Regions from separate parts of the Homo sapiens genome. Here region 1 is linked to region 2. Evidence: read pairs that join two places in POLR2A ChIA-PET (ENCODE). Cell type or tissue: Panc1. All regions are shown on one strand.

Region 1 (2,500 bases), 270 kb after region 2:
GAACAGACTGAAATGGGCAACATTTTTCTCTAAATTTGCACCATGAAACACTAGCAATTAAGAACAATTTATGTATATGGGTTTTATATATACATATATACACACACACACATATATAACACATATACTAAAAAAATGGGTTTTACATATAGAAAAACCCACGTAAAAAAAAAAAATATATATATATATATTTTTTTTTTTTCTTTTGAGACATAGTCTTGCTCTGTTGCCCAGGCTGGAATACAGTGGTGTGACCTTGGCTCATTGCAACCTCTGCCTCCCAGGTTCAAGCGATTCTCATGCTTCAGCCTCCCAAGCAGCTGGAATTACAGGCATGCGTCACCATGCTCAGCTAATTTTTGTTTTAGTAGAGATGGGGTTTCACCCTATTGGCCAGGCTGGTCTTGAACTCCTGACCGCAGATGATCCACCTGCCTTGGCCTCCCGAAGTGCTGGGATTACAGGCGTGAGCCACCACACCCTGCTGTGTTATATATTTTTAAGTTCTTTAATATGAAAGTTTCCATTTCCTACTTCCTTGCCACATGAAAGGCATTAGCAACAGGTCATATACCACTTCTCAGGGGACTCTTGAGGCCTTTGGAAGCTGCGACTCTTTCTGTTGATTTAATATCGATGTTAGGTAGATATATTGTAAACATATAGTCATGTGCTACATAATGATCTTTCAGTAAACAGATCACATATACAATGGTCCTATAAGATTATAATGGAGCTGAAAAATTCCTATAGCCTAGTGATATAGTAGTTGTGATAATGTCATAGCTCAATACATTACCTTTTCAATGTTTAAATACGTTTAGACACACAAATACTTGCCACTGTGTTACAGTTGCCTACCGTATTCAGTATAGTAACATGCTGTATAGATTTACAGCCTAGGAGCAATAGGCTATACTATGTAGCCTAGGTGGATAGTGGGCTGTATCACCTGGGTTTGTGTAAGTGTATTCTATGATGTTAGCACAGTGACAAGATTGCCAAAGTTCTCATTCTCAGAGTGTATTCCCATTGTTAAGCAGTGCATGACTGTATATATAAATAATAATTCACGTTACAAAACAGGGGTTGGCAAACTTTTTCTGTAAAGGGTCAGATAACAAGTGTTTAAGCTTTGTGATCTCTGTCACAGTTGCAGCCTGAGCCCAAACAGTCATAGGTAATAGGGAAATGAAGGAGCCTGACTGTGTTCCAGTAAAACTTTATTTACAAAAACAGAAGGTGGGCTGGATTTGGCTCATGCATCATAGTTTGCCAACTGCTGCTATAAAAAGTGGCTCTATATTACCAGATTATAAAAATTATAATAATATTGCTAAATCTATCTATTAACTATCTATCTACCAATCATATCTCATTAAAGGATTTTAATCTTCATAAGAAAAGAGCACTGATATAAACCATGAACAAACAAAACAGGACACAGGATTAGCCTACAGGAATCTTTCTTACCTCCTCGCGCAAAGCCAATCATGATGTCAGCAGTTCCCCATACAACTTTCCTGAAATGCAGGGGGATCTCTTTGCCCCACATGTTTAAAGCCTTTGACACTAATCGATCCACTGTAATATGCGGTAAGTCTCGAGTATATGATACGATCCTAGTAGCAAACAAGAAAACAATGTTTGACCCCTAGGAAACAGGCTTTATTGTTTTTGCCAAAATGAGCCAGAGCAAAACTAACCTGTAGGTGACCACTTTGGAAGTCCATTTTGGGCTATTTGGAAATAGTGAGTATTCTGCAACATCTGGCACTCCACATCTGGGCTTCTGCATTATTTCTATGACGCGGGAGTTTAACATTCCAGTTATAGGTAGGCCAAAGAATTTTTGCATCTCCTTGAGTTTGGCTTCTAAACTGTTGGCATTTTTTGTTTCTGAGTCATAGAGATAAAATCTCTTGAGATAGTCCTATTGAAAAGAGAGTAATTAATCTATAGTTCTTGTTTATTATATTCTTTTATCTTAGAAGCCTATATATCTCTTGCCTTTGGTTCCTGTGAATTCAAATAATGATTTGAAGACAGAATAATTACATAGTCACAGAGAAAAATAAGTGTGCATTAGTGAGGAGAAAATTTAATATTGCTAATGAAGCACTGGCGTGCCATTTCGTGAGCAAAAGAAAAGAATCCCTCAATTTTTAAAAAATCCATTTAAATGTTTTGGGGAGAATTACACTGTACACTTTATAAAGCCTAGAAGTGTGTAAGAGCAATCAGGAAGCATGTACCAGTCTGTCCTCAGGGGTACGACTGGGACATTCTCTGTGTTATCATAGACCCTGTGGGGGAGATCTGAGGTCAACCAGCCCTATCTAAAGTCCAGCTGAGATGCGGTTCCAGCTAAAAGTTAAAGGGTCTTAAAATTTTAGCTCTGGGAAAAGATATTAGGAAATTATTAAATAGTTCAATTTAATAATCCGGTGAAGGAACCAAAGCTTATAGCAACTAAATGATTTATGTGCCCAGGTTCACA
Region 2 (2,500 bases):
AATCAGGAAGCTCATTTCAATTTAGACATTTTTCTGATGGCCAGTATAGCAATATTCAAAGATGCTGGTGCTTCCCTTTCCAGTGTTTCTCAAAGTCTTGGTGCACACTGGCCGGGCACGGTGGCTCACACCTGTAATCCCAGCACTTTGGGAGGCTGAGGCGGGTGGATCACCTGAGGTCAGGCGTTCGAGACCAGCCTGGCCAACATGGTGAAACCCCTTCTCTATTAAAAATACAAAAAAAATTAGCCAGGCATGGTGGCAGGCACCTGTAATCCCAGCTACTCTGGAGACTGAGGCAGGAGAATTGTTTGAACCCGGGAGGTGGAAGTTGCAGTGAGCCAAAATCTCATCACTGCACTCCAGCCTGGGTGACAAGAGCAAGACTCCATCTTTAAAAAAAAAAAAAAAGTATTGGTGAACACTATCTTCTAGCTCTTTAAGGGACATATTTTGGTGAGGAGTGAGCAGTTCACCCATTAAAAAACCACTCCAGCATTCCTATTTTCCTAAGCCTTTGAATTACTTCCTTTGTATTATACTAAGGAATTTCTGGCACCTCAACTTCAATTAGCATGGGTAAGCTACGGCAGACCACAAAGGAGACCAAGGTTTGTACATTGGTGAGAATGACAGCTCAGACTTAGCTAAGGCTTCTCTCACTAGACTTTACAATTGCTTCAAAACCTTCACACATGATTAAGAATACATGTTGGTGTGAGTAAACGAGCACCTCAGGATCTCCTTTTTAAAATTACTTATGTATTTATTATTATTATTATTATTATTTTTTTTTTTTGAGACAGAGTCTCCCTCTGTTGCCCAGGCTGGAGTACACTGGCACATTCTCGGCTCACTGCAACCTCTGCCCCCTGGGTTCAAGCGATTCTCTGGCCTCAGCCTCCCCAGTAGAGGGGATTACAGGTGCCTGCCACCACGCCCGGATAATTTTCATATTTTTTTAAGTAGAGATGGGGTTTCACCATGTTGGCCAGGCTGGTCTCCAACTCCCGACCTCAAATGATCCACCTGCCTTGGCTTCCCAAAGTGCTGGGATTATAGGCGTGAGCCACTGTGCCCAGCTGGGATCCCCCACTTTATTTTTTTGGAGACAAGAGTCTCACTCTGTCACCCAGGCTGGAATGCAGTGGCATGATCTCGGCTCACCGCAACCTCGGCCTCCTGGGTTCAAGCGGTACTCCTGCCTCAGCCTCTGGAGTAGCTGGGATTACAGGCTTGAGCCATCGCGCCTGGCCAGGATCCCCATCGTTAATTACAGAGGTGTACCCTCAGTTTGGTGGTCTCAACAGCCCTCCCAGAGTGATGAATTCATCAGGTCAATGGAGTTGAGAAACATGACTGCCTTTGATACCACTTTAGGCTGTCCATTATTTCAAGGGTCCCACCTATTTCCAGAAAATAAAAAAGAAAACTTCTCATCTCACTGCAGGGACATAATCTGGTTCCTGCTGTTTTTATGCCTTTCTGCATCCTCAGGCCTGCTTGAGGCTTTGTCGTTGCAGGTCTGGGCAATAGCTTGCCACAGTGGGCCAGCTATTTTGTTGTTGTTGTTTTGAGACACAGTCTCACTCTGTCGCCCAGGCTGGAGTGCAGTGATGCCACCTGGGCTCACTGCAGCCTCCACCTCCCAGGTTCAAATGATTCTCGTGTCTTAGCCTCCAAAGTAGCTGAGATTCCAGGCCTGCACCACCATGCCTGGCTAATTTTTGTATTTTTAGTAGAGACGGGTTTTCACTATGTTGGCCAGGTTGGTCTCGAACTCCTGACCTCAAATGATCCTCCCACCTCAGCCTCCCAAAGTGCTGGGATTGCAGATGAGCCACCGCGCCCAGCCAATGGGCCAGCTTTTAAAATAGAAATGGAGCACACAATGAGAATTGCTCCCAGCTGTTTGATCTAGCCTAGCGATTTCAGAATCTCTGATAATTTCATTCACATTGATGATTTCAGCCTAAAGTTTTCATCTTTCCTACTTAATCTGGCGCCCTCAGAATAAACCTTAGGTAGCCTATTTTTTTCCTCTAATATAAAGTAGCAAAAACTCTCCCCTTAGTCTGACTTTGTAATTGCCTCATTAGTCCCATCTAGGCACTCCTCAATCTAGTTCAGCTGACACCCAACATTAACCATCACACGTGCCCAAACTCATGCTACAGAGTGAGTCTGCTGGGCAGACACACACAGCCACTTGCACCTCTAACATCATCAGTTTTGGACAAGGACACGAAATGTCTGTTCCTGCTGCCTCTGGGAAGTGGCTGTAGGAGGGAGGCTGCGTGTGCCAGAATAGAGTCAGTATGGTTTCTGCTTTTTTGAATCACTTGCTTCCAGTTCATCTGATGAATGGAAACTTCATGTCAATGTCTTTATTCTAGATTGCAAAGTAGCTTGGGAAAGCAAATACCCAGCATTTTCAGCTTCTGTAGTGGAGGTTTGGGTCTCTCCAAATACAGAAAGCAGTGTTTAAATGCTGAGAAAC

What was found. Peaks named below come from ENCODE experiments on the same cell type or tissue, not always from the same donor. Only the 100,000 strongest peaks of a DNase experiment are listed, where the experiment ranks them.
Region 1: POLR2A ChIA-PET joins it to region 2 with 5 read pairs; 1 of 35 experiments calls an interaction of 5 or more read pairs at or near these places.

What each region holds. Positions count from the first base shown.
Region 1 is chr11:102,526,051-102,528,550 of GRCh38, forward strand. MMP7 (matrix metallopeptidase 7) reads right to left here. Exons shown (of 6, transcript NM_002423.5): 2 at 1,707-1,933; 3 at 1,474-1,622. Among named protein-coding and RNA genes, the nearest start is that of MMP7, 3.4 kb to the right of the region's middle. In Panc1, no CTCF peak of the experiment used is centred here; no DNase peak of the experiment used is centred here; H3K27ac peaks cover 1,837 bases.
Region 2 is chr11:102,259,886-102,262,385 of GRCh38, forward strand. No RefSeq gene overlaps it. Among named protein-coding and RNA genes, the nearest start is that of BIRC3, 56 kb to the right of the region's middle. RefSeq lists an enhancer at 1,092-1,596. In Panc1, no CTCF peak of the experiment used is centred here; no DNase peak of the experiment used is centred here; H3K27ac peaks cover 398 bases.